2 separate regions of the Homo sapiens genome follow, and region 1 is linked to region 2. A link is a loop called in an ENCODE intact Hi-C map of the cell type or tissue named here. Cell type or tissue: mammary epithelial cell. All regions are shown on one strand. Each heading gives the region's core, and the rest is flanking DNA. Links, peaks and the distances in the headings are about the cores only. Region 1 overlaps WDPCP (WD repeat containing planar cell polarity effector). Region 2 has its middle 28 kb from the start of OTX1.

The links. Hi-C counts contacts between places; a loop is a spot of excess contacts. Peaks named below come from ENCODE experiments on the same cell type or tissue, not always from the same donor. Only the 100,000 strongest peaks of a DNase experiment are listed, where the experiment ranks them.
Region 1: a loop joins it to region 2, with 4 times the contacts of the local background. A loop is called at or near these places in 4 of 110 quality-filtered maps.

Annotation. Positions count from the first base shown.
Region 1 is chr2:63,416,077-63,431,527 of GRCh38, forward strand. The region is part of intron 9 of WDPCP (WD repeat containing planar cell polarity effector); the gene reads right to left. Among named protein-coding and RNA genes, the nearest start is that of WDPCP, 160 kb to the right of the region's middle. RefSeq lists an enhancer at 8,921-9,040. In mammary epithelial cell, for the core only: a CTCF peak has its summit at 8,942 (motif pointing left); no DNase peak of the experiment used is centred there.
Region 2 is chr2:63,071,068-63,086,518 of GRCh38, forward strand. It overlaps the pseudogene LOC100420499. Among named protein-coding and RNA genes, the nearest start is that of OTX1, 28 kb to the left of the region's middle. RefSeq lists an enhancer at 7,887-8,181. In mammary epithelial cell, for the core only: a CTCF peak has its summit at 7,985 (motif pointing right); no DNase peak of the experiment used is centred there.

The sequences.
Region 1 (15,451 bases), core at 4,830-12,829, 350 kb after region 2:
TATCTCCTCAAAACAAAAATTATACAAATACAAAACATTATTGCTAGTTTTGCATCTGTTTATATAGAAGATAAAAAGGAAAACTAAGTTCGTCCTATGCTGTTGCATGAAATCTTTTTTTTCCTTTTTTTTTTTTCTTTTGAAACAGAGTCTCGCTCTGTCACCCAGACTGGAGTGCAGTGGTGCAATTTCCATTCACTGCAACCTCCGCCTCCCGGGTTCAAGTGATTCTCCTGCCTCAGCCTCCCGAGTAGCTGCGATTACAGGTGCACACCACCACACCCAGCTAATTTTTGTATTTTTAATAGAGACAGGGTTTCGCCATGTTGGCCCAGCTGGTCTCGAACTCTTGACCTCAAGTGATCCACCTGCCTCAACCTCCCAAAGTGCTGGGATTACAGGTGCGAGCCACCACACTTGGATATGACATTAGCATTAACACCAAAAATACTTTTTTTTTTTTTTGAGACGGAGTCTCGCCCTGTTGCCCAGGCTGGAGTGCAATGGCACAATCTCAGCTCACTGCAACCTCCACCTCCCTGGTTCAAACGATTCTCATGCCTCAGCCTCCCGAGTAGCTGGGATTACAGGTCCCCGCCACCACGTCCAGCTAATTTTTGTATTTTTAGTAGAGACGGGTTTTCACCATGTTTGCCAGGCTGGTCTCGAACTCCTGACCTCGTGATCTGCCCACCTTGGCCTCCCAAAGTGCTGGGATTACAGGTGTAGGCCACCACACCTGGCCCAAAATACTTTTATGTTTAAAGTATTTTAAATACTTGGGTTCAGAATATAATTCCAAGTTGGACCTGACCCTGTATAACAGCCACAGACAACACCGTACAGTTAAAAAGGCAAATAACAGGGCCTGACCCCTTGTTTTGACAATAGAGAATGCTGGGATCTTGAGCAAGATCATCTCTTAGAACTGAAGTTTTCTCATCTCTAAAATAAGGATTTATTCACTTGTGTTACAAGATTGCTGCACAAATTAAAAATAATGTAACTAAATGCAGGGGACAGGAGCACTGAGTAAATAGCGGCTATTATTGTTGTTTCTAATGAGAAAGCCCTGGATTATTTGGCAAGAAGAGCAGAATGAAACAAAAAAAGAATGAAAAACACAGACACTAAATAAAATCCATATTTGGTTATTTAGAATTTATGGCTGATATTTATATAGTGCAAACTGTTTTAAACATAGTAAGGATGTAGCTTGGAAGTTAATATTAAACTCATTTAATTGATTTATGAAATTTAACCCTGTAGTTGGCATATGGTAGTAGCTCAATAAAACACTATTGATGGAATACATTTCAAATAAAATATACATTTCATCTTTAATTTCATAATTTTAAATTTATTTTTATTCATACTTAACAATGTGATTTTTAAAGATAACCAATATTATTAGAATGAAATATTTCTGTTTCTATGTCTATGAAATAATGAAAATAATGTCTATGAAAATAATAAATTTGTATACTGCTATGATAAAGGTATCATGTACTATAATAAACAAGAAACAAGAATAAGCATATAGAGATAATAAATCTGCACAGGGAAATGTTTATAAATAATTTGATTCACACAGCACAGACCCTTGGTGCAAAAGTTTAAGTTGATCAAGAAGACTGAAATGACATCAAATTATATTATATTAAATTATATTAATATTAATATATATTTATATATTAAATTATAGTAATATTTTTAATTGAAAGAAAAAGTAGATTGGAATTTCAATTAAAATTTTGAAATAAGACATTTTGTATTTAAAAAGTAGGGAGAAATGGACAATCATCAATAAAAATGGGCTCAGATAAAATATGGCAATCAATAGAAGAAAATTCATTCAGTTCTTCTAGGAAAATGCTAATGTGATAGACCAAGATGATAAAGTGCAAATACCTGCATTTTAGCAGCTTTAAAGTTATTAGAGTATACTCTGTTGACTAAAGAACTATATAAAGACAAAAATATGTGAATATATTTCCTAGCTATAAGACTTTCTGTTAGCAGATCCTTGCAAATAAGAAGGTGAAAACATCAAATAGAATTATGTAGTTATTGAAAATACCTAGAAAAAACCAGACTTTTAAAAATCCAAACTTGTCCATACTAAGACATCTCTCATCTTATATTCATGCAGCTGGTTTTTCTCCCAAAATCAGCTTAGGTTGAATTACTAGTCAAGAGATGACCAAGTCCAAGATATGATGCTAAGAAAAAAGAACGAAATATATGGTGTGTAATGAAGGGAGAAATGCTAAATGACAACGATCTGAACAAAAGCACAAAGGAGAAAGAAGAATCCAAAAAGATAGGATAGTGGTTGGTGACATTAGTGTAATCTATCAAGATTAATTTGAAGTCTACTCCCATCTTCCATGAGGCATGCTTATTGTTATCAACAAACCTCATGATCAAGAATTCCTTCACTTACTGGGTTCTTGGTCTTAATCCTGTCTTCAGGTACTTCCTAGACTTGGTGAATTCTGAAATCTAATAACTAAAGAGTCTTAAAATACATGTTGGGGATTTCAGGAACTGGTCATTAGAATTCAAAAGAGAATGCCTGTGATAACGAACAGGGTAAAAAGTTCTAACAAAGGCATGGTGAAAAGGCAAACAGTAAGAAGGGGAAAAACAGTATAGATAATTAAAGGAAGAAGAAAAAACTTTTATGAGGTGAAAAGTCTGATGAAAGTCTAAAAATCTAAAGGAAAATATCTCTGTTTTAATTCTAAGGCAATAGGGTAGGACAAAGAAGAAAAGCACAGAAACACAGGCAGTGAGTTAGCTAAACCACAGGCTACGCAGTATTAAAAATGGCCAGGGAGGGAAGACTGTTACACAAGAAACGGATGGCCAGCGTCCAGTGTTTTGTTTTTCTTGTTTGTTTTTTTGCTTTTAAAGAAAACTGTGTGGTAAAGAAAGAAATGGTGAGAACTGAAAAATTCAAACTAACAAAGAGTAGAAAAGATAAAGAGTCCCTAAAAGTCCTGGGATTTCCCAATTTCAAAGATGAACAAGGTAGTAGTTTATCCTTCAGTGTATCTTTTGTTTTTGTTTTTGTTTTTTGAGATGGAGTCTCACTGTGTCACCCAGGTTGGGGTGCAGTGCTGTGATCTTGGCTCACTGCAACCTCCACCTCCCGGGTTCAAGCAATTCTCTGCCTCAGCCTCCCGAGTAGCTGGGATTACAGGCACCCACCACCATGCCCAGCTAATTTTTGTATTTTTAGTAAAGACGGGGTTTCATCATCTTGGCCAGGCTGGTCTTGAACTCCTGACCTCATGATCCACTGGCCTTGGCCTCCCAAAGTGCTGGGATTACAGGTGTGAGCCACTGCGCCCGGCCCCTTAAGTGTATCTTAAAGTGATTGTTTCAGCCAACTATAAATCAGTCATACATTGTCTTATTTAAGGTTGAAACCTGCTGAAAAATGCATCACTGAAATGATTCATTTTCATTTTTAAAAAGCTACATTTGAAAAATGTAGTTAGAATTGATCCAAATGCCATCAAAGATGGAAGAAAAATAATCAGTCAACATGATTGACGCCAATCTCTGGAAGATATTTAAAATCAGGAAAACACAAAAAGCAGAAAAACAATAGTCAGAGATAGGCTTAAGATCCTCATGTTTCATGTTTCAGGTATGGAATATATCTATTATAATCCTTTTAAGGTCACCTGATATATAAATCAGGAAAAAAAATTACTTAAAGAGTGGCCTTTTCTGGAACTGAAAACTTTCACCAGTAAGTGCCAGTAAGTAACCAAGATGTTTCATTTTCCTGTAGGTAAACATTTAATGTTTCGATTATTTTTTGCTATTACATATTTTTTGCTATTACAATCATTTAAAATATTATGCAGCAACCAAAAGTTCTTAGCTTATCAGCAGAATTTTTTTCTGAAATCTATTTCCCTCCTTACTTTGTGGAAATTTTTAGAAACAGGAGATAAAAGGTATACTTTATTTTTACTTTTTTAAAAGGTACACTTTATTTTTACTTTTTTAAAAGGTACACTTTATTTTTACTTTTTTACCATGATGCATTCAAAACACATAAAATCAGAATAATATGATAAATGTGAAAACCAGTTTCATGAAATACTATCCTTTTGCTTCATTTCTTTTAATGAAATAAATATTGGCCAGGCATGGTGGCTCACGCCTGTAATCCCAACACTTGGGGAGGCCAAGGTGGGCAGATCACCTGAGGTCAGGAGTTTGGGACCAGCCTGACCAACATAGAGACACCCCATCTTTACTTAAAAAAAAAAAAAAACAGAAAAATTAGCCGGCTATGGTGGCACATGCCTGTAATCCCAGCTATTCGGGAGGCTGAGGCAGCAAAATCACTTGAACCCGGGAGGTGGAGGTTGTGGTGAGCCGACACGGCACCATTGCACTCCAGCCTGGGCAACAGAAGTGAAACTCCATCTCAAAAAAAAAAAAAAAGAATGAAAGAAATATCATAGATAAAGTTAAGGCCTGCCAAATCCTATTCCCTTGCCTCTCTCCCCAGATGCAACACTATTATGAATTTGGTATTTAATCCTATGCATACTACTACTTCATCATCAATCAAGAACAATGTGTTATAGCATTATCCTGAATGTTTTAAAATTTTATGTAAATGTTATTGTATTTTGTCATACTGTAATTTTTTTGCTCAACTTATTCTTTTCAGATTTCACATGATCACATAGCTCTAGTTCAGTCATTTAAACTGCTGTAGAGCATTCCACCCTCTGAATTCACCACAAGATGTTTTCATTTTCCTGTTGGTAGGCATTTAAGTTGTTTCTAATGTATTTTTACTATTACAGTGATGCTATGAACACTATTGTACATGCCTCTTTGTGCACATGGGCCAGTTTTTCTTAGTGTAGGACACTCACCTTCAATTATATTACCTATTGCTAAACTGCTCTCCATTAAAGTTTACTGATTTACTCTACCATAATAGTGAATGAGAGTTCCCTATTGCTCTACATCTTTACTTATTCAAATTATCAATTAAAAACAAAATAGTAGCAATTGTTTTCAAATGGATACCTCTCTTATTTGTAATCGTTTTCAATGAAATCTGTCATTTGTATACAGGATAAATATATAAATGTCTTACCAGAATAAAAAGAAAAGTTTAGAAAAACATACATATTTACTAGTAAGTATAAGCATTTTCTTATGCATACTTTTGGGCATGTGAAAGTTACAAATTATGTTTATATTAATAAAATCCTCCAATCCACAGAACTAGTTGTTATAACAGTCAACACAATATATTAAAAACTTTATTTCATTAAAAAAACAGGCAAATAGATCAATGGAACAGAACAGAAAGCCCAGAAATAGACCCACACAAATATAATCAACTGATATTTGACAAAGTAGCAAAGGCAATTCAATGCAGAAAGGATAGTCTTCTCAAGAAATAGTGGTGGAACAGCTGGACATCCACATGCAAAAATGTGAATCTAAACACAGGCCTTAAGCTTTCACAAAAAGTTGGTTCAAACTAAAGGTGTTCATCATGACCATAAACACGGCATCCCTAATTCTGGAGAGTTGTCACGAGGAGTACTACAGATTTTTAATGTCTCTAAGTCCCCACATAAAACAGACAGTTAAACTAAAGGGCAAAACCCAAAACCTACAGACAACTAGATGAAGATTAAAAGAAAGAGAACATTACATGTAGTGGTAGTAATAGCATGATTATCTTGAAACTGTTAAGTGTGTACTGTGGGTTAAAGTAAATGAGAAATTATGGGATATTCCTATTCATCCCGTGTCCCTACAAACTAGGATTTTTGATACAGAAAGAAGGAGATATAAATGTAATACAGAAGAGGTTAAATTAAAAACTCTGTAGTCCTGAATTTGAGTTGTAAGTGTTGGCATGGACTCATTACGAATATGTATATGTATAAAATCTCCAACTCTTTCTACTGAAGAAACCTAGAAACAATAATCAACCCAAAAACAACAGCCTAATATCCCTAACACCCTGACTCAGGCGTAAAATACCATTTTCCATTAAAAAGGAAACCACAGTGTCTTGGAGAAATGACTAATTCCAGGTGTGGGGCAGAAAATATACAAGATAAACAAGGAATATACTATCACACCAGATAGCAGAGAAGCTACCCAAGACTGCTGAGGCCATACAAAAAGAACAGCCAACCTGAAGAGCCTCCCACTGGCCTAAGATGGGACAATCTGAGCTTCCAAAGGATTACAATTATAATTTAGGACCCCATCAAATCAAATGTATTAAAATTCATGAATTAATAATGCTATTTTAAAAACAAAAGCTAACAGGGCACCTTCAGAAAGTACTAGAGAATCAATTCATTATCTCAAAAACTGGTAAATAGAAAATAAACAGACATTTGTCCTGTTTACCCTATATAAGTACAACCATTGGGAAACACATAGGAGTTGAGTGGAAGTGTCTCTTTATAGAAGTATCCCAAGTAATCAATGAAAAATAAATAACATAATTATAATATTACCATTTTGCAACCCTAATGAATTAATGGATCTAGGCATTGAACATTGAATAGCTGCTAACATCAAAAAAGAGAAAGAACTGAGAGAAAATATGAAATTATGTGCCTCCTGACGAAAGACACACCATCTCATATAGTCTTGCCAAAACTGACTACTAACTTGAGGAATTTTCAAATAACAGAGAAACATATTGAACCAAACATGAATATGCAAGCAATAAAATCCAGACTGTGGGACACTACAGTTTCAACAGACAAATTTTACAGAAAAAGAAAGGATGGATGGGGGACTTCTACATTAAAAGAGATTTAAGATATACATTAAAATGTCTTAAGTGGCTAATATTAAACTATGGTTTCTGGGGATGCACACTCGGTGATAAAAGCTATATGGGTATACAAGAAAGTGATAAAAAGTCATGATAGTAGTTACTTTGGAGGACAGGGAAGAGGTTAAGATCATGACAGAGCACATGGAGGTACTTCTGGGTGCCTGCACAGTTCTATTTCCTCACTTGGGTGGTGGTTTCAGGAGTGTTTCCTTTGTAATAGCTCATTAAACTATGCATTTATTTTGTGTGGTTTTATGTGTGCTTTATTTTATAATAAAGAGGTTTCTTTAAAAATTGCCATCCCTAAAGCAGAATATCTTTGTCACTGGTTGAAAGCTAACACAGTATATGCATTTTTGGGGAAGACAGGTTTCTTAAGTATTTTGCCTTTACAGTTGGATGCATTTATAATGCCTTCTGAATGCCTATTGTGACAAATTACATTAATAGTTGGTTACATTATTACTTTCCCATAAGTTACTGCTCTTGAAAAATCCCTGGAAAATTAGTTTTTTCTTCTTATGGGAAAATTGTTTTCATAATGTTATGTTTCCCTGACAACATATTTTAAGGTTTAATAGCTCTGCTTATATATTTTTGGTTAATTTGGTAAACAAATTCAAGGACCTGTTCTGAGTAAGAGATCATGAAATTACCACCATACTCAGAAAGCATTATCAAGTCTACACATCTGAAAAGTTAAAGTACCTGCTTAGATACTAAAGGGCAGAATAAGTTGCCATCACGTGATTGATACTGGTTCACATTACTGATAAAAGTTGGTTCAAGCTGAAGGTGTTTGTTGACAAATGAATTAGGTGACAAAGCAAATGAATAAAATACTAGTTCTAGGAGGATGGTAATAACTTTCCAAAAAGAAATATTAAAAGTATGTGGAGATTAATGAGGGATAAGATGGCCAACTAGACACAGCCAGGACGTACCTCTACCACTGAGAGAGACGAAAATATTGAGTAAGCCAAGGTACTTGGAACAGATCTTCAGAGAAAAAACACTGACATTCAATAGAGAGGGATATAGACACGAAGCTGAAGATGGAAGAAACTAGGAACCCTGCATAGGACTGCTGAGCACCAGGACAGCAATCCTGGCCCTGAACAGCTCCTAAGGAAGGGGTGAGTGAAGTGATGGCAGGGGAACGCTCTCTCGCCGCTTACCTCTGGGATTCTAGCTACAAGAGATCCCACAACCCCCATACACGTTTGAATTGGCAGGGGTATCTGCCCAGAGAGTAAGCAGAGACAAAGCTTCAGCCAGCATGGAGCCCAGGGAGGCGCGCGGTGTGTGTTGGGGGCGGGGGTGGGAGAGGGGGTGTGCGTCAGCCCTTGTAAGTGGGGCAGCTGCAGCAAAATGTGGTCATAGGTTCTCCATTTTCCTCCAGGTAGTTCTATCCCCCAACTGACCACTGAGCCAGGAGAGAAGAGGACTGTCTTTCTCATAAGACTGAGGCATGACTGTTCTTCACACCCTCGTTGTCCACCAGCCCCTCCCAAGGCCCCGCTTGGCCACTCCTGCAAGAGTGTGTACATAGCACAGCCTCCACTGCCCAGCCTGAGTGCTTTGCTGGTGGCCTTGGAGCACTTTGACTGCCCCAATATGGCCGGTACCCAAACCAGGGGCCAGAGAGCGAAGCTGCAGGCCCAGTCCCAATCCCCCAGGGTTACAGCACACAGCTCAGGGGAGCCAAGCTGAGATCTGTGGCCAGCATGTAAGCGGGGGAAGAGCTCCCACTTTCAGAACACTCAGAAGAGTGAAACATGGGTATTCGTGGGCTGGTGTGGGCCTGGGGCATGCCTCCCTCCACAGGGTTATCTGGGAAGGGTATAGCCTGTCTGCCAGCCACAGCCCCTATCTAAGAAAGCCTGAGGCCTAGAATACCTAACAAAGGTATTGGGCGCGGTGCGAGTGATCGGAGGGGGATCCCCAAGGCCCGGGAATGGATCTGGCGAGGGGCTTATCTTTCCCCCTACACCACAGAGAGATGCTGCGAATGTGCTGAAATACAAGAGCCACGTGGCTAAGAACTTATCTGCCAGTCATTACTCTTAAGCGCCATCTACTGGATTGCAGCCTAAATTACAACACAAAAAATACTCTTCCAGTATACATAGCTTGTGAAACCGAGAGCAAGAATCTAGCCACACATGAAGATCCTGTGCAGACACTTGGCCTTCTGAAAGCATCCAGAAACAAAGCCTATTGACTATACTCAACTTGAACCACAGTTAAAAACTCAAGGGAAATAAATTATATAAAAACAAAAAGCCCCATTCAACGACAGCAAATCCAAAAAGACAATACCAGCCCGCTCAGATGAGAAAGGATCCGCACAAGAACTTTGGTGATTCAAAAGTCAGAGTGTCCCCCTACCTCCAAACAAGTACACTAGCTCCCTAGCAACAGTTCTTTACCAGATTGAAGCAACAGAAATGGCAGACATAGAATTCAGAATCTGGGTGGCAATGAAGCTCATCAAGATTCAGCAGAAAGTTGAAACCCAATAGAACCCAGTGAATCCAGTAAAATGATTCAAGAGTAGAAAGATAAAACAGCCATTTTAAGAAACAACCAAACTAAACTTCTGAAACTGAAAAATTCACTACAAGAATTTCAAAATACAATTGGAAGCATTAACAACATAATAGACTAAACTAGGAAAAGAATCTCAGAACTCAAAGACCAGTTCAAATCAACTCAGTAAGACAAACAATTTTTAAAAGAATTTTTAAAAATGAGTAAAACCTCTACAAAATATGGGATTATGTAAAGAAATCAAACCTATGACTCACTGGCATTTCTCAGAGGGAAGAAGAGAGAGTAAGCAACTTGGAAAACATATTTGAGAATACAGTCCAAGAAAACATTCCCAATCTCCCTAGAGAGACTGATATGCAAATTCAAGAAATACAGAGAACCCATGCAAGATACTATAAAAGACAACCATCCCCAAGGCACATACTCTTCAGATTGCCCAAAGTCAACATCAAAGAAAAAATCTTAATGGGGCCTAGACAGAAGGGTCAGGTCACTTACAAAGGGAACTACGTCAGGCTAGCAACAGACCTCTCAGCAGAAACTTAAAAGGCAAAAGAGGAGGCCGGGCATGGTGGCTCACGCCTGTAATCCCAGCACTCTTGGGAGGCCGAGGCAGGCGGATCATGAGGTCAGGAGTTCGAGACCAGCCTGGCCAATATGGTGAAACCCCATTTCTACTAAAAATTACAAAAATTAGCTGGGCGTGGTGGCGCACACCTGTAGTCCCAGCTACTCAGGAGTCTGAGGCAGGGGAATCGCTTGAACCCAGTTTAAGCGGAGGTTGCAGTGAGCCAAGATCACATCACTGCACTCCAGCCTAGGTGACAGAGTGAGACTCTGTCTCAAAAAAAAACAAAACAAAACAAATGGCAGAAGAAATAGGTTAGGGGCCTATTTTCAGCAACTTTAAAGAAAAGAAATTCCAACCAAGAATTTCATATCTCACCAAACTAAGCTTCATAAGTGAAGAAGAAATAAAATCCTTTTCAAACAAGTAATGCTAAGGGAATTCATTACCAGTACACCAGCCTTACAAGAGGTCCTTAAGGGAGTGCTAAACATAGAAACAAAAGAACAATACCTGCTACCACAAAAACACAAGTAAGCACATAGCCCACAAATACTATAAAGCAACTACACATCAAAAGCAACTAAACATCATCTACAAAACAACCAGCTAGTAACACAATGACAGCATCAAAATCTCACATATCAGTATTAACTTTGAATGTAAATGGTCCTGACATCCCACTTAAAAGGCATGGAGTTGCAAGTTGAATAAAAAGACAAGGTCCAAGTGTTTATTGTCTTTAAGAGAGCCAATTCACATTTAACAACACCCACAAGCTCAAATTAAGGAGAAAGATCTATGAAAGGGGAAAGAAACTATGGAGAAAGATCTATCATGCAAACAGAAATCAAAAAAGAGCCGGGGCCACTATTCTTACATCAGATAAAACAGACTTTAACAATAGTCGAGAAGGACAAAGAAGGGTATTACATAATAACAATAAAAAAAGGTTCGATTCAACAAGATGATCTAACTATCCTAAATATATATGCATCCAACACTGGAGCACCCACATTCATAAAACAAATTCTTCTTGACCTATGTGAAAGACTTAGCCGCACAATAATAGAGAGACTTCAACAACCCACTGATAGCATGTGACAGATCATCAAGGCAGAAAATTAAAAATGAAGTTCTGGACTAAATTGCAACACTTGACCAATTGGACCTGATAGACATATAAGAGAATACTCCACCCAACAACCACAGAACATACATTCTTCTCATCTGCACAAGGGACACACTGAAAAACTGACAACCTCCTTAGCCATAAAGCAAGTATCAATAAATTTTTTTAAAAATCAAAATCATACCAACTATACACTTGGACTACATTGCAATAAAAATAGAAATCAATACCAAAAGTTCTCCCAAAACCACAAAATTACATGGAAATTAAACAACTTACTCCTGAATGACTTTTGAGTAAACAATGAAATTAAGGCAGAAATTTTAAAATTTTTTGAAATCAACGAAAACAGAGACACAACATACAAAATCTCTGGGTGAAAGGAATGTTAAGAGGAAAATTTCCCGCAGTAAATGCCTACATCACGAAGTTAGAAAGCTCTCAAATTAACAATCTAACATTGCACCTAGAGGAACTAGTAAAAAAATAACAAATGAACCCCAAAGGTAGCAGTAGAAAAGAAAGCCAAAATCAGAGAACAGAACAAAATTGAAACACAAAAATCCATACAAAAGATCAATGAGACCAAAAGTTGTTTTCTGAGAGAATAAACAAGATTAATAGAGTGCTAGCTAGATTAATAAGACAAAAAGAAAGAAGATCCAAATAAGCAGAATCAGAAATGACAAAGATGACATTACAACTGATCCCAGAGGAATGCAAAAGATCCTTAGAGACTATTATGAACATCACCATGCATAAAACTTAGAAAATCTGTAGGAAATAGATACATTCCTGGAAACACACAACCCCTCAAGATTGAACCAGAAAGAAAGTGAAAACCTGAACAGACCAATAATGTGTTCCGAAATTGAATCAGTAATAAAAATCCTACCAACCAAAAAAAGCCTTGGACCAGATGGATTCACAGCCGAATTCTACCAGACGTAAAAAGAAGAACTGGTACCAATCCTATTGAAACTATTCCAAAAAAAAAAAAAAATTGAGGAGGAGGGACTCCTCCCTAACTCATTCTACGAAGCCAGCATCATCCTGATACCAAAATCTGGCAGAGACACAACAAAAAAAGAAAACTTCAGGCCAATATCCCTGATGAACACAGATGCAAAAATCCTCAACAAAACACTAGAAAACCAAATCCAGCAGTACATCAAAAAGTTAATTCACCACAATCAAGTAGGTTTTATCCCTGGGATGCAAGGTTGGTTCAACATACACAAATCGATAAATGTGATTTGTCACATAAACAGAACTAAAGACAAAACCACATGATTACCTCAATAGATGCAGAAAAGGCTTTCAATACAATCCAACATCCTTTCACAACACCCAACAAACTCGGTATCGAAGGAACATACCTCAACATAATAAAAGCCATCTATTTCAAACCCACAGCCAACATCATACTGAATGAGCAAAAGTTGGGAGCATTCTCCTTGAAAACTGGAACAAGACAAGGATGCCTACTCTCACCACTCCTGTTCAATATAGTACTGGAAGTCCTTGCCAGGGTAATCACGCAAGATTTTTCTACACCAGTAATGTCCAAATCAAGATTGCAATCCCATTCACAATAGCCACAAAAAGAATAAAATGCCTAAGAAGACAGCTAACAAGGGAGGTAAAAGATCTCTGCAATAAGAACTACGAAATACTGCTGAAAGAAATCAGAGACAACACAAATAAATGGAAAAACATTCCATGCTCAGAGATTGGAAGAATCATTCTTGTTAAAATGGCCATAATGCCCAAAGCAACCTAGAGATGGAACAGAATAGAGAACCCAGAAAAAAAGTCACACACCTACAACCATCTTGTTCTTCAACAAACTTGACAAAAATAAGCAATGGGGAAAACACTCCCTATTCAATAAATAGTGTTAGGATAGCTGGCTATTCATGTGCAGAAGAATGAAACTGGAACCCCTCCTATCAGCATAAACAAAAATTAATTCACGATTAAATTAAACAAAAATTAATTCACTTAAAAAACTTAAAGGTAAGACCTCAAACTATAAATATCCTACAAGGAAACCTAGGAAACACCCTTCTCAATATCAGTCTTAGCAAAGAATTTATGGTAAAGTCCTCAAAAGCAAATACAAGAAAAACACAAATTAAGAGGGGCCTAATTAAACTAAAGAGCTTCTACACAGCAAGAAACACTATAAAGAGAGTAAACAGACAACCTACAGAATGAGAGAAAATATTTGTAAACTGTGCATCCAACAAAGGTCTAATACATAGGATCTATAAGGAACATAAACAAATCAAGAAGCAAAAAACAAATAACCTCTATAAAAAGCGGGCAAAGGACATGAATTTCTCAAAAGAAGACATACAAATCGCCAACAAACATATGAAAGAATGCTCATAATCACTAATCATCAGAGAAATGCAAATCAAAACCAAAATGAGATACCATCTCACACCAGTCAGAATGGCTTTTGTTAAAAGTCAAAAAATAACAGAAATTGGTGACGCTGCAGAAAAAAAGGGATACTTACACACTGTTGGTGGGTATGTAAATTAGTCCAGCCACTGTGGAGTGCAGTCTGGAAATTTCTCAAAGAACTAAGAGTTGAACTACCATTCGACCTAGCCATCCTATTACTGGGTATACACTGAAAAGAAAATAAATCATTCTACCAAAAGGACGTGTGCACCTGTAAATTCACTGCAGTGCTATTCACAATAGCAAAAACATGGAATCCACCCAGGTGCCCATCGAATGGTGGACTGGATAAAGAAAATGTTATACACACACACACACACACACACACACACACACACACACACACACACACCATGAAATACTATGCAGCCATAAAAAAGAACAAAAGTATGTCCTTTCTAGCAACAGGGATACAGCTGGAGGCCACTAAGTGAATTAATGCAGGAACAGAAAGGTAAATACAACAGTTCTCTCTTATAAGTGGGAGCTAAACACTGGGTATACACGGACATAAAGAGGGAAACAATATACAGTGGGGACTAATAGTAGAGCAGGGAGAGAGGGAGGAGGACAAGGACTAAAAAACTACCTACTGGGTACTATGCTCACTACCTGGGTGATGGTTTCGATCATACCCCAAACCACAGCAACCTGCAATATACCTTTGTTAACAAGCCTGCACAAGTACCTCCCAATTCTAAAATAAGTTGAAAAATAAAAGAAAGAGTATGTGGAAATTCAAATGAAAACAACTACCATGTTATATGTGATGATCTACATAGAGAACATTAAAATATATTAATATTTTTAAATGAATTTACTGACAAAATTTTTTTCTGTACTATTTACTGTATATTTTTCAAAAGAATTTTTTCTTAGACTACATAATTCTCTCTGTTCTGTTCTTCTAATTAAGATATGGACTGTTGGGCTGGGCGTGGTGGCTCATGCCTGTAATCCCAGCACTTTGGGAGGCCGAGGCGGGCAGATCATGAGGTCAAGAGATCGAGACCATCCTGGCCAACATGTTGAAACCCTGTCTCTACTAAAAATACAAAAACTAGCTGGGCGTGGTGGTGCATGCCTGTAGTCTCAGCTACTTGGGAGGCTGGGGCAGGATAATCACTTGAACCTGGGAGGCGGAGATTGCAGTGAGCTGAGATTGCGCCACTGGACTCCAGCCTGGTGACAGAGCGAGACTACGTCTAAAATATATGTGTGGACTGTTGTTTAGAGTTCTGTGGTGTGAAATTAGACCAGCAGTTTTCTAATATCCATAAAATAATTTAAAAATGTTTCTCCTCTGAAAATCACATAATTCAGTCACAGAGAGCTTATTTCTATGTTTCCTTTGTTTTGTTTTGTTTTCAGCTGCTTGGTAAGCCAATTTTCTACTTAGAATCTACTGTTAAAACTCGCATTTGGTTCAGTATGTGGGCTTTATCCTTTTCATGGTCTGTTATGTAAAAAAGATGGCTTAAAAAACATTTTTTTTAAGTTTGCTGTATAGCAGTGGTTCTCAACTTGGATGCCCACGAAAATCGCCTAGGGAACCTGTAAAAGATACTGATACTCCCTCCCCTCCAGAGATTCTGATGTAACTGGTCTGGGTGGGCCTCTTTTAAAAGCTCTGTAGGTGATCTTAATGTGTTGTCAAAGCTAGGAACTACTGCTCTAGGATCCTGCCATTGTCCAAATAAAAGCTTATCTTTTCTGATAGAACCTAGATGGTAAATGCTTTTTAAAAATTCTATAGTAGATCCAATGATTAAATTTCTTCTCTACAAGGCTGTTTTCTTTTTTTAGTTTGAATTTTAGGGTTTAAGAGCATATTGTATCTTTATTCTGATGATTA
Region 2 (15,451 bases), core at 4,231-12,230:
TTTTTTTTCTTCTTAGTCTGCTTTGTGGCTACTCCTTTTCTGCTTATGCATTAAATATTGTTTTTCCTCAAGACTCCTTCCCTGGGCTGTCTTCTCAGTTTACATACCCTCTATGGGTAATTCATCTATTCCCATGTTTTCAGTTGCTCTGCATATGTGTTTTCAGCCTTAATCTCTGACCCAATTTCTATCTGCGTGATGCACATACAATGGTACCTACACTACCACATCTGCTCCTTGTACTTTATCCTGTATCTCAGTGAATAACAACTCTATGAACCCCTGACCACAGAAGGAAACCAGAAAGTTATCTACATTCCATCCACCTTGGTCCTTCTTCAATTTCCATTGTCAGTTACTCAACAAATTCAGTTCATTTTATCACTTAACAGGTCTTAATTCTACTTACCTGTCTATATTCCAAATACAAAATGCCTCTATAATCTCTCGCCTAGTCTGTTCCAATAACCTCCTTACTGATTATGCTTTCCTCAATCCTGATCCTATACATAAAACCTGTGGTAGTTAGTTTCCAAAGATGGCCCCCAGTGAATCACATCTTCCAGGATTTATGCCCTTGTGTGGTTCCCTTCCATATTGAATCTGAGCTGACCTAGTCACTCACTTTAAGTAATATGGTAGAAGGGATGCTGTGTCAGTTCCAGGCCTCCGCCATATAGCAAAAGTTGAATGCTTGATAGCTTTAACTTTTGCAACTAAAGTGCCTCATAGTAAGTCTCCAGCTCCCCTGCTGGAGGACTAGAAAGTGGAAAGACTGTGCCTGAAACTAGATGGAGGAAGAGAAGGGCTCAGGCATCCCGGTACCCCAGGTGAATCTAGCCTTCTAGATGTCCCTGACAAGATGCCATATGTGTGAGAGAGCCATCTTTGATGTTCCACATCTGTGAAACCCTCAGATGACTTCAGCCTCAGGCAGCATCATATGGAGTTATAGAACTGTCTAACTGAACCTAATCAATCCACAGAATAATGACAAATAACAAAATGGTTGTTGTTTTAAACCACTAAACATTGTGGTGGTTTATTTCACAATAGGTAAAGCCAAAGCCAAAACTAAACCTCTCTTTGTTGTACTTACTACTCCAGTCTCATCTCTGACAGTTTACCTTTGACACTTTAAGATATTCCTTCACTAAGCTGCTTGAAGTTCCCCGAATCCCCTCTGCCTTTTCTTCTAGGCTTTTTGTGCCCACTGTTAGAAACATTTTCTTTTCTTTTCTTTTTTTCAGACAGGGTCTCGCCTTGTCACCCAGGCTGTAGTACAGTGGTGCAATCGTGGCTCACTGTAGCCTTGAACTCCTGGGCTCAGGTGATCTGCCTACCTTAGCCTCTTAACTGTCTGGGACTACAGGCATGCACCACCATGCCTGGCTAAGTTTTAAATTGTTTGTAGAGACAGGGTCTCGCTGTGTTGCCCAGAGTGGTTTTGAACTCCTGGCCTCAAGTGATCCTCCCGCCTAGGCCTCTCAAAGTGCTGGGAATACAGGCGTGAGCTCCCACACCTGGCCTAGAAACATTTTCTTATTTAACTTATAACCTTTGCCCTACCAAAATTCCTACTTAGCTTTCAAATTTTTGCTTAGACATCCCTAAAATCCTAGGTGACTAATTTAATTGCATTGCTAATGTACTCTCATAGTAGCAAATACACTTGCTGGCAGAATAATGGTTGAGAATACATAGTTGAGCAGTGATCTTTTCGCAAGTTGCCTATTCTCTGTAAGCCTCCAGTTTCTTCATCAGGAAAATGAGGATAATCATATAAATTAACCCATAAGTTTGTTGGGAGTATGTAAGAACGTTCAAAAACAGTTAACTATCATTAAGCAAAGGCATGGAATCAACCTAGGTGGCTATCAACGGTGGTATGCATATACCATGGAATACTATGCAGCCATAAAAAACGATGAAATCGGCCGGGTGCGGTGGCTCACACCTGTAATCCCAGCACTTTGGGAGGCCGAAGCAGGCAGATCATGAAGTCAGGAGATCCAGACCATCCTGGCTAACATGGTGAAACCCCGTCTCTACTAAAAATACAAAAACTTAGCCAGGTGTGGTGGTGGGCACCTGTAGTCCCAGCTACTTGGGAGGCTGAGGCAGGAGAATGGCGTGAACCCGGGAGGCGGAGCTTGCAGTGAGCCGAGACCGCGCCACTGCACTCCCGCCTGGGAGACAGAGCGAGACTCTGTCTCAAAAACAAAAAGGAATGAAATCATGTCCTGTGCAGCAACATAGATGCAGCTGGAGGCCATTATTCTAAGTGAATTAACATAGGAAGAGGAACCCAAATATTGTGTTCTCACTTACAAGTGGGAGCTAAACATGGCACAATAGACACTGAGGACTACTAGAGGTAGGAGGGAGGGAGAAAGGCAAGGGTTGAAAAACTATTAGGTACTATGCTCACTACCTGGGTGGATCATTTGTATCCCAGACCTCAGCATCACTCAGTATACCCAAGTAACAAACCTGCTCATATACCGCTTGAATCTAAAAGAAAAGTTGAAATTTTAAAAACCCAAAAACTGTTAATGATTATTAATGTTGTGAAAACATTATCACAGCCCAGGTGCAATGGCTCATGCCTGTAATCCCAGCACTTTGGGAGGCCGAGGCATGAGGATTTCTTGAGGCCAGGAGTTCGGGACCAACCTGGGCAACAACATAGTGAGACTTAGTCTCTACAAAAAATAAACAAAAGTTGCTGTGCATGGTGGTGCCCGCTATAGTCCTAGCTGCTTAGGAGGCTGAGGTGGGAGAATTGCTTGAGTTTAGGAGGTTGAGGCTGCAGTAAGCTGAGATTGTGCCATTGCACTCCAGCCTGGGCAACAGAGCAAGACCCTGTCTCAAAAAGCGACAACAAAAACATTACCATAAGTGTCTGTTTATCACTTTAGAGTCTAGCAAAGTGCCTACAACATAATATGTGCTATATGGGATGCCAGTGAGTCCAGAGGCAGTGGCTCATGCCTATAATCCCACCACTTTGGGAGTCTGTGATGGGAGGGTTGCTTGAAGCCAGGAGTTCAAGACCAGCCTGGGCAACGTAGTGAGACCCCCATCTCCACAAAAATATTTTCAAAAATCAGCTAAGTGTGGTGTGTGTGCTCGTAGTCCTAGCTATTCAGGAGACTGAAATGGGGGGATTGCTTAAGCCCGGAAGTTCAGAGTTGCAGTGAGCTGTGATTATGCCACTGCACTCCAGCCTGGGTGACAGAGCAAAACCTGTTCTCAAAAAAATAAAAATAAAAAAAAATAAGAATTACTAAATGGATGAGTGAATTCAGATTATTCACATTTCATCATATCAATCCAAATAAAAGCCTAAATTCATGCCTTTTTAAATTCTTTTTTTATTTTAGTGAAATATATATAAATACAGATTTGTCATTTTAGCCTTTTTTTTTTTTTTGAGACAAAGTCTCACTCTGCTATCCAGGCTGGAGTGCAGTGGCGCAATCATGGCTCACTGCAACCTCCGCCCCCTGGGTTCAAGTGATTCTCTGGCCTCAGCCTCCTGAGTAGCTGGGACTACAGGTGCACACCACCATGCCTGGGTAATTTTTGTGTTTGTAGTAGAGATGGGGTTTCACCATGTTGGCTAGGCTTGTCTCGAACTTCTGCCCTCAGGTGATCTGCCCACCCTGGCCTCCCCAAGTGCTGGGATTACAGGCGTGAGCCACTGTGCCTGGCCCCTTTTAGCCATTTTAAGTGTACAATTTAGTGGTGTTAATTACATTCACAATATTGTGCCACCATCACCCCTGTCTGTTTCCAATTTTTTTTTCATTATTCCAAACAGAACCTCTGTGTCATTAAACAATGAACTGTAATTTTCCCCTTCCTCCAGAGTCTAGAAACCCTTAATATACTTTCCCTTTCTGTGAATTTACCTATTTTAGATTCTCATGTAAGTGAAATCATACAATATTTATCCCTTTGTGTCTGGTTTATTTCACTTAGCATAATGTCTTCAAGATTCATTCATGTGGCGTGTGTCAGAATTTTCTTCCTTTTAAGGCTGAATATTCTATTGTATACATATATACATTTTGTTTATTTATCCTTTGTTGGACACTTGGGTTGTGTCTTCCTTTTAGCTGTTGTGAATAATGCTGGTGTGAACATGGGTGTACAAATGTCTGTTCAAGCCTCTGCTTTGAATTCTTTCGGGTATATACGCAAAAGTGGAATTGCTGGAATATGTGGTAATTCTATTTTTAATTTTTTGAGGGACCGTCATATTTTCCATAGCAGCTGTACCATTTTACATTCCCCCCGCCCCAGCAATGCACAGGTGTTCCTGTTTCTCCACGTCCTTGCTGACACTTGTTTTTTTCCTTTTAATAATAGTCATCCTAATGGGTAGGAAGTGGTATCTCATTGTGATTTTGACTTTCATCTTCCTAATGATTAGTAATGGTGAGCATCTTTTTCATGTGCCTGTTGGCCATGTGTATATTTTCTTTGGAGAAAGGTTTATTTAAGTCCTGTGTCCATTTTAAAAGTCAGATTGTTTGTTTTTATGTTGTTGAATTGTAGGAATTCTGTATGTGTTCAGGATATTAAGTCCTTATCAGATATATGATTTGGAAATATTTTCTCCCATTCTGTTGGTTGCTGTTTCACTCTGCTGAGAGTATATTTTGAAGTAGTTCAATTTATCTATTTGTTTAGTTTGTTGGCTGTGCTTTTGGTATCATATCCAATAAATTATTGCTAAATTCAGTGTCATGATGATTTCTCCCTTTTTTTTTCCTAAGAGTTTTGTAATTTTAGGTCTTATATTTAGGTCTTTGATCCATTTTGAGTTAATTTTTGTATGTGGTGTAAAGTAAGAGAACTTCATTCTTTTGCATGTGGATATCCAGGTTTTCCAGCACCATTTGTTGAAAAAGACTGTCTTTTACCAATTGAATGGTCTTGGCATCCTTGTCAAAAATCATTTGACAAGGTGCTCTAAGGTTTATTTCTAGGCTGTCTATCGCATTGGTCTTTATGTATGTCTTTATGCCAGTACTATACTTTTTCCATTATTTATAGCATTTAAAAAATAAATTTTATTGTGTATATTTAAGGCATATTTGTAGCTTTTGAAATCAGAATGTGCAAGTCCTCCAACTTTGTCATTTTTTTTCAAGATTGTTTTTGCTCTTCTGGGACCTTTGGAATTTCATATAAATTTTAGGATGGACTTTTCTATTTCTGCAAAAAATGCTATTGGGTCTTTGAATTGAATCTGTGTATTGCTTTGGGTGGTATTATCTTAGCAGTATTAAGTCTTCCAACTCATGAACATTGGATGTCTTTCCATTTATTTATGTTTTCCTTAATTTCTTTCAGCAAAATTTTGTAGTTTTCAGTGTACAAGTCTTGCACCTCCTTTGCTAAATTGATTCCTCAGTATTTTATTTTTTAAACCAAATTTTAATTATGGTAAAATACATATAACATTAACCATCTTAGCCATTTTTTAAGTGTGCAGTTCAATTTAGGTATTCACGTTGTTGTACAACCAGTCTCCAGAACTCCTTTCATCTGTCAAAACAAACTCTGTATCTATGAAACAACCACTCTCCATTTTTCCTCCCCCAGCCTGTGGCACACACCCTTCTACTTCCTGTCTCTAGGAATTTGAATCCTCTAATTACCTCATATAAGTGGCACCATAAAATATTTGTCTTTGTGTGACTGGCTTATTTCACTTAACATAATGTCCTCAAGGTTCATCTATGTTGTAGCATGTGTCAGAATTTTATTCCTTTTTTTTTCTTTTTTTTTTTTTTGAGATGGAGTCTCGCTCTGTCGCCCAGGCTGGAGTGCAGTGGCGCGATTTCGGCTCACTGCAAGCTCCGCCTCCTGGATTCACGCTATTCTTCTGCCTCAGCCTCCCAAGTAGCTAGGACTACAGGTACCCGCCACCACGCCTGGCTAATTTTTTTTTTGTATTTTAAGTAGAGACAGGGTTTCACCATGTTAGCCAGGATGATCTTGATCTCCTGACCTCGTGATCCACCTGCCTTGGCCTTCCAAAGTGCTGGGATTATAGGTGTGAGCCACCGCACCCGGCCGAATTTTATTCCTTTTTAAAGCTGAATAATATTCTATTGTGTGGGTATATATATATATGATATATATATGATATATATATGAGATAAACAATATATGTATCACTGGTAGATGACACTTGGGTTGCCTGCACTTTTTAGCTATTCCGAATAATCCTGCTCTGAACATGAGTGTACAAATGTATTAGTTCACTAGGAGCAGCATAACAAAATGCCACAGTCTGGGTGGCTTAAACAACAGCAATTAATTTTCTCACAGTTCTAGAGGCTAGAAGTCTGAGATCAAGGTGTTGTCGGGGTCAGTTTTTCCTGAGGCCTGTCTCCTTGGCTTGCAGATGGTCATGTTCTCACTATGTGGACACATCTCTGGTGTCTCCTCTTCTAAGATCACCAGTCATATTGGATTAAGTCCCATCCATGTGACCTCATTTAACCGTAATTACCTTTTTAAATGTATTGTCTCCAAATATAGAGACATATTCTGAGGTGTACTGAGGGTTAGGACTTCAACATGTAAATTTTGAGGAGGACACAATTTAGTGTATAACAGCAAATATCTGTTTGAGATTCTGCTTTAATTCTTTTGTGTACGTACCTAGAAGTAGAATTTCTGGTTCATATGGTAATTTAATTTTTAATTTTTTGAGGAACCACTGTACTGTTATCCAGAGCAGCTATACCATTTTACATTCCCACCAACAGTGTACAGGGGTTTCAATTTCTACACATCCTGAGCAACACTTATTGTTTTCTGTTTTTTTAATAATAGTCTTCCTAATGGTTGCATTTTATTCTTTTTGATAATGTTATAAATGAAATTATTTTCTTCTTTCTTGTATTGTTTCCTCCTAATCTGTAGAAATGCAGCTGATTTTTGTGTGTGTTGATCTTGTATCCTGTAACTTTGCATAATTTGTTTATTAGCTCTGACAGGTTGAAAATTTTTTTTTTTTTTTGTAGAGATGGGGTCTCACTATGTTGCCCAGGCTGATCTTGAACTCCTGGTTTCAAGTGATCCTCTCACCTTGGCCATCCAAAGTATTGGGATTACAGGCATGAACCACCATGCCTGGGTTTTATGTGGATCCTTTAGGGTTTTTTCTACATAGAAGATGATATGGTTAGGCTTTGTGTCTCCACCCAAGTTTCATTTTGAATTGTAATCCCCACAGTCCCCATGTTTCAAGGGAGAAACCAAGTGAAGGTCAGTGAATCATGGGGACAGTTTCCCCCATGCTGTTCTGGAGATAGTGGGTGAGTTCTGATAAGATCTGATGGTTTTATCAGGGGCTCTTCCCCGTTCACTAGGCACTCCTCCTTCCTGCCACCTTGTGAAGAAGGTGCCTTTTTTCCCCTTCACCTTCTGCCATGATTGTAAGTTTCCTGACACTTCCCCAGCCATGCTGAACTGTGAGTCCATTAAACCTCTTTCTTCTATAGATTACTCAGTCTCAGGCAGTTCTTTGTAGCAGTATGAAAACAGACTAATACAGAAGATCATTTCATCTGCAAACAGAGATAGTTTTACTTCTTCCTTTCCAACTTGAATGCCTGTAATTTTCTTTTTCCTCCCTAATTGCTCTGGCTAGAAATCCAGTACTTTTTGAATAGAAGTGACAAAAGCAGGCACCCCTGATTTGTTCCTGATCTTACAGGAAATCAAGCCTATTTTTTTCTATAAAGTAAAAATTTCCATCTGTGGAGAAAGTCATATTTGGGATACACTTCTCATTAGCTTGGTTTGAATGAGGAAACATAAGAGCTTATTAAGCACAAGAGGGAAAAGTATGGGATGGAAAGAGCCCTTCGAAGCTGATTGGTAGGTATGGGAGAACCTCACTAGGCTTGACAAAATGTTGTTTTGTCAAGGGGTCAGGGACATCCGAGACTCACCCCACCACTAGGAGGCAGTCCCTAGCTGTTTCAGGGCTAGTTTCTGAAAGTATGAGCAGCATTCTATGAGTACTAGCAACTATAATGGATGTTCATAGGATATGACAGATATTTTTGTAAATTAGGAATAAACATGAAGTAGAAAATAATAATTTCCTGTGTGCTTGTCTTCATCGATATAGGGTCCATGTGATTTACCATCCATACTTTAAGAGTGAAAGGGGGTACTATTAATGATCCTTCCTGAAAAGCAGGTATAAACTGACTGTCCCAGGCAAACTGGGACACAGGATATCCTATTTGTAGAGTTCTTCACATTCTTAGATGGCAACTGTAGTTAGCATTTAATCTTGGGAATGTTTAGTCATGATGGCACGTTAATTTCTGTTAATAATTAACTGCTAAAACAGTTAATTATTCTGTTAATAATTAACTGCTAGAGGTGGATTCATAAGGTTGAGACATTTAATATAAATAGCTTCAGTTCACACATGAACATAGAAAATAAAGGATAATTTGTGAAGAATGTAGGGATTTATGTTGCAGTTGCTTCTGCTATTGCATACAACTAAATTTATGCTCAAAGCTATACTGCCCTTTAGGCAATTTCTTTGCCTATTAGATTGAGTCAGAGTAATCCTGTGGTAATGCAACTTTCAGTGATGATTGATGATGAATTTATAGCTCATTTTTGCTTACTGTTATTTTCTGAGTTTATAATAGTATCTATGAGCCATTTGACTCACCTATATATAACTGGATTTGTTTTCTGTAGGTAGTATGTCTTCCTTTTAGAATAGCCTCCCTCATGGATGTATGTGTTATTTATATACAGGGCTATAATCTTTGATATCAACCTAAAAGTTTAGGAATTTCTGTCATAACATATTGGTAAACAATCATGATTCTGTGGTCCATAACCTTTCTTAAATCTTAAAAGATGATTGGTTTATCATGTTTTTAGTTTCTGCAACCCCCCTGGCAAGACTAAAGCTTTTCATTGTTTTAACATTTGAATGGAAAGTCATATTTGCCTTCTTTGGCTGCTTTGCCAGCCCTTCTTTTGGTTCCCTAGCCTGTGGGTGTTTCCCAAGGCCCTGTTTTCTACCTCTTTCCTTCGCCATGTTCATTTTCTTCCTGAGCTCATTCATTCTGGTGAAAGATTCAGCTATTACTTCTATGTTGACTTTTAAAGCAGTCTGTTCAGACTGATTATCTCAATTTCATCAAATCTAAAGCTTAATTCATTTTTGTGTGTCAGACTCCTTTCCCCAACTACCCAAGGTCATTTGTATCTGTCTTTCTCTCCATAAGTGTGTCTGTCATATATATTACTCTCAATAATATAATTTAAATTTAAATTTTAAAAATATAATGTAAAGAGGTTTAGTTGACTCCCAGTAAGTAATTCACCTTTATTACTTTCCCTAGAAGTTTATAGGGGCTTCATTTTGTCCATTGCTTTAAGTTCAGGCTCCTGTGCTTTCAAGGTTTCATTATCTAGTTCGGTCATCTCTCTCTCACTGGTCCCTCCCAGGATCTAACGTCACCCTGCCCCTAACCCCTTGGTATTAGGCTGGTCTCCTCTTTGCCATGGTGAACACACCTTGCTGATGCTGTCCATTTAATTATAGAATGCACAGCTGAAGGAATTATGAACATTTATTTCACAAATGTTTAGAAAGTGACTGACGTGTAATTCTTTGTTTTTCCTATTGCCTGTTTTCTTTAGCACCCTGTAAGTTCCGTGAAGGCAGGCAGACCTATGTTATACCTCTTTGTGTTTGCTCCAGTGTAATCAAATGCTAGGTACATAGAAATGGCTTGCTGATAAGTTGTTTTATTTTAAACATACAGTATCTTCCAATACCTACCTTAACCATACCATTTTTGTGGGTCAATTTAATTTAATCAGGTTTTTGGTCAGTCATAAGTTGTCCTAATTCAAATCCTCACCTTTAGGAAACCAAAGGTTCCGTATAGAACAGTGATTCTCAATCTTAATGGGATGAACAACCCCCTTTTTAAAATTAAATACTTTGTAACAATCACTTTATTATCCTGAAAAAAATGTATGGACAATACAACCTATTTATATATCTAATATAAAAATAAAATAGAATGCCTGAAATCACACTAAGAAGCAATAAAGGAAACTGTTTTATAATAAAATATTAGATATTTCTATATGTAAATGCTTAGGCATGACCACACTGGAAGTCCCAATGAAGTAGTCAGATGTTTGTACACAGAATCACCATGAAATAGACAACTATGTATACAAACTGATTGAGGTAAGTTGTATTGATGTTTAAAATATAATGAGTATAATGAGTAGTGTTTCTTTCAGTAGTGTGATTTTCTGAAATGGTGAATAACTACAAAGTTCCAAACTTTTCATTCCTGAAAAATTCAGCACATATCAATGCTGTACAAGAATATATTGTGTTTATATGTAACATGGAGAGTCTAAGCTCACATAATTATAAACACGTTTTTCCCTTATATGACCATCCATCAGGAGTTGAAAGTGATGAGACTATTCTTTGTTCTGTGTAGTTACCACTTCCTGCCCACTTGCTTACTGCTCATTAAATATCAGTAGCAACTGATTATTGTGATTGTAGCAACCAAAAATGCCCCTACCAGATTCGTTTTTCATTTTTTTTGAGACAGAGTCTTGCTCTGTCACCCAGGCTGGAGTGCAGTGGCTCGATCTTGGCTCACTGCAAGCTCCGCCTCCTGGGTTCACGCCATTCTCCTGTCTCAGCCACCCGAGTAGCTGGGACTCCAGGCACCCGCCACCACACCCAGCTAATTTTTTGTATTTTTAGTAGAGACGCGGTTTCACCATGTTAGCCAGGATGGTCTTGATCTCCTGACCTCGTGATCCTCCTGCCTCGGCCTCCCAAAGTGCTGGGATTTCAGGCGTGAGCCACCGTGCCCGGCCTGTATTTTTTAAATTATTATTTTGTTGTTGTTGTTGTTGTTGTTGTTGAGACAGGGTCTCACTCTGTTGCCCAGGCTGGAGTGCAGTGGTGTGATTATGGCTCACTGTAGCCTTGACCTCCCAAGCCCGAGCGATCCTCTGAGTAGCTGGGACTACAGGCGCATGACACCATGCCTGGCTAATTTTTGTATTTTTTGTAGAGACAGGGTTTTGTCATGTTGCCCAGGCTGATCTCAAACTCATGGGCTCAAGTGATCTGTCCCCCTCAGCCTCTCAAAGTGCTGGGATTTCAGGCATGAACCACCATGCCTGGCTCCTCACCAAATTTTTTTTTTTAATTTTTTTTTAAATTTTATTTTATAGAGATGGGGTTTCACCATGTTGTCCAGGCTAGTCTCGAACTCCTGGGCTCAAGTGATCTGCCCACCTTCGCCTCCCAAAGTGCTGGGATTACAGGCTTGAGCCACTGTGCCCAGCCATCACCACCAAATTTTTAAGACAAAAAAATTTTATTTTCCATAGAAAATAAATCCTTTTCTTAGGGGATGCTGCCCCATTGAGAATAATTTTAAAAACGATTTTGATTTTCAGATGAAATCAGGACTTCCCAGATTGTGTTTTGTGATGAACTAGTTTTTGACATGTTAACAGAATACCCATGGGGGGCAGGGAATAGTCTAAGGTTGAATTAAAATAGTTTTCTTTTTCTCCTAATTGCATGATTTTTCATGGCCTTTAATGTGTCAATGAATATTTTTCAATTTACTAGAGGAAGATGCATTATTTCCCCAAACAATTTCATTGTGGATTCCTTTGGAAATTGCTGAACTCACTTGTTTAAAATATAACCCCTGTAGGCATATTAGATTCTGTGGGTTGCACTTTGAAGATAAAGACAAGAATGTCTGTAATGTGTTCCATTTACAGTAGGATCTAGGCAGCCTTTGGTCACCTAGAGAACTTTGAGTTGCATATGTCTTGCTATTATTTGTAAGCATGTCTGTTCTACCAGAAGGTTATGGAATAATTCAACCCTGAGCTGTGAAATTTAATAAACCTAGGAAAAGTTATGAAAAAAATTATGGAAAACTAATATGCAAAACTATATTGTATATCAACCTAAAAGTGGCAGGAAGATGGAGTGGCCAAAATAAGTAAACCCTAGGTTTCCTATGTTGATAATACTGGTAAAATTTTTCTTCTGTTAATAGTTCAAATAATTTTCATAACGGGATTATATGCAAATTAGAGGAGACAGCGCATTCAATGAAAAATATATGAATGCATCTCTAAAAATGTACTAAAATGGACATATAAATAAATTAGATTCTTTGGAGAAATCTGAAGGAAAATTGATGATCAGATAGAAATATCAGTGAAACACACAAAAGAACACAAAGAAAACAAATCAATGAAATAGGTGGAAACCATTACATTTTAAAAATTTTAGTTTCAGGGGGTACATGTGCAGGTTTATTTTGTGGATATATTGAGTGATGCTGAGGTTTGGGCTTCTAATGATCCCATTGCCCAAGTATTGAGCATACTACCTGATAGGCAGTTTTTCAGCCCTTGTTCCTTTCCCTCCCTCCCTCCCCACTTTTGGAGTCCACAATGTCTGTTGTTCCTATCTTTGTGTCCATGTGTACCCAGTGTTTAGCTCCCACTTACAAGTAAGAACCTGCCTTACTTGGCTTTTTTTCTGTGTTAGTCCTCTTAACATAATGGCCTCCAGCTGCATCCATGTTGCTGCAAAGGACATGATTTCATTCTTGTTGATGACTGCATAGCATTCCATGGTGTATATGTACCACATTTTCTTTATCCAATCCACCATTGATAGGCACTTGGGTTGATTCCATGTCTTTGCTATTTTGAATAGTGTTGTGATAAACATGTGAGTGCAGGTATCTTTTTGGTAGAATGATCTATTTTCCTTTGGGTATATACCCAGTAATGGAATTGTTGGGTTGAATGGTAATTCTATTTTTAGTTCTTTGAGAAATCTCCAAACTGTTTTCCACAGGGGCTGAACTATTAATAATTTGCATTCCTGCCACAGGAATTTCTTCTCAACCTCACCAATATCTGGTATTTTTCATTTATTTATTTATTTTGAGACGGAGTCTCACTCTGTCGCCCAGACTGGAGTGCGGTGGCGTGATATCAGTTCACTGCAACCTCTGCCTCCTGGGTTCAAGTGATTCTTTTGCCTCAGCCTCCTGAATAGCTGGGACTACAGGCATCTGCCACCATACCTGGCTAATTTCTGTATTTTTAGTAGAGACGGGGTTTCACCATATTGGCCAGGCTTGTCTCGAACTCCTGACCTCATGATCCACCCACCTCGGCCTCCCAAAGTGCTAGGATTACAGGCGTGAGCCACCGTACCTGGCCTATCTGTTACTTTAAAATTTTTTTCATAATAGCCATTCTGACTGGTGGTATCTCATTGTGGTTATGATTTGCATCTCTCTGATGATTAGTGATGTTGAACATTTTTTATATGTTTGTTGGCTGCTGTATGTCTTCTTTTGAGAAGTGTCTATATCCTTTGCCCATTTTTTAATGGGATTTTTGTTTTTCTCTTATTGATTTAAGTTCCTTATAGACTCTGGATATTAGTCTGTTGTTGGATCCATAGTTTGCAAATATTTTCTCCCATTCTGTAGGTTGTCTGTTTACTCTGTTCATAGTTTCTTTTGCTGTGCAGAAGCGCTTTAGTTTAATTAAGTCCTGTTTGTTTATTTTTTATTTTGTGGCATTTGCTTTGGGGATCTTCATCATACATTTTTTGCCTAGGCCACTGTTTAGAAGAGTATTTCTTGGTTGTCTTCTAGGATTTTTTATAGTTTCAGGTCTTACATTTAAGTCTTTAATTCATCTTGAGTTAATGTTTATACATGGTAAGAAGCAGGAGTCCAATATTTCTTTCTTCTGCGTGTGGTTAGCCAGTTTTCCTAGCACTATTTCTTGAAGAAGGTATTTTTTCCTCATTGTTTATTTTTGTCAACTTTGTTGAAGATCAGTTGGTTTAGGTGTGTGACTTTCTTTCAGGGGTCTCTATTCTGTTTCATTGGTCTATGTGTATATTTTTATACCAGTACTATGCTGTTTAGGTTACTGTAGCCTTGTAGTATTGTTTGAAGTCAGGTAATGTGATACCTTTGGCTTTATTCTTTTTGCTTAAGATTACCTTGGCTATTTGGTCTAATTTTTTGGTTCCATATGAATTTTAAGTAGTTTTTCTAATTCTAGGAAAAATGTTACTGGTAATTAGATAGGAAAGCATTGAATCTGTATATTAATTTGAGCAGTACGGACATTTGAATCATATTGATTTTTCCAACTCATGAGCATGGAATGCTTTTCTATTTGTTAATGTTGTCTCTGATTTCTTTCATCAGTGCTTTGTAGTCTTCCTTACAGAGTTGCTTCACCTCCTTGGCTAGATGTATTCCAAGGTACTTTTTTTCCTGTGGCTATTATAAATGGGATTGTGTTCTTGATTTGGTTCTCAGCTTGAATGTTATTGGAGGAGTTCTTCCTCCTTGAATTTTTGTAATAGTTTCAGTAGGGTCAGTACCAGCTCTTCTTTGTATGTCTAGTAGAATTCAGCTGTGAATCCATCTGGTCCAGGGCTTTGTTTGATTGGTATGTTTTTAGAAAAATTACTGATCCAGTTCCATGACTTGTTATTGGTCTGTTCAGAATTTTTGTTTCTTCCTGATTCAATCTTGGAAGGTTGTGTGTTTCCAGGAATGTATCAGTTTCCTCTAGATTTGCTAGTTTGTGTGCATAGAGATGTTAATAGTACTCTCTGAGGGTCTTCTGTATTTCTATGAGCTTGGTAGTAATAACTCCTTTGTCATTCTAACTGTAATTATTTGGATACGCCCTCTTTTTTTCTTTGTTAATCTGGCTAGTGATCTGTCTAGTTTATTGTTTCAAATAACCAATTTTTCATTTCATTGATCGTTTGCATGTTTTTTTTGGGTCTCCATTTAGTTCTGCTCTGATTTTAGTTATTTCTTTTCTTCTGCTAACTCTGGGTTTAGTTTGTCTTTGTTTTTTTTAGTTCCTTTAGGTGTGAGGTTAGGTTGTTAATTTGAGATCTTTCTATCTTTTTGACATAAGCATTCAGTGCTATAAACTTTTCTCTTAACACTGCTTTTGCCACATCACAGAGGTTTTGGTACATTGTGTCTCTATTTTCATTTGTTTCAAAGCATTTTTTCATATCTGCCATAATTTTGTTGTTATCCACATGTCATTCAGGAGGCAGTTTTTTAGTTTCCATGTATTTGTTGGAAACCATTACTTGTTGCTCAAGTGAAGTCCAGAAATTTATTACAGAAGTTTTCAAAGAAGTTCCACTTGAAGAACAAGGGAGTCTGTTTTTTGGCTGACAAACATTGTAGTTTTATGAATTACATACATTATCATCACTCACGGTGTGCAGAATTACTTAATTTCACATTGCCTTGGTGGCAAACAATCTGTGATGATAATATCA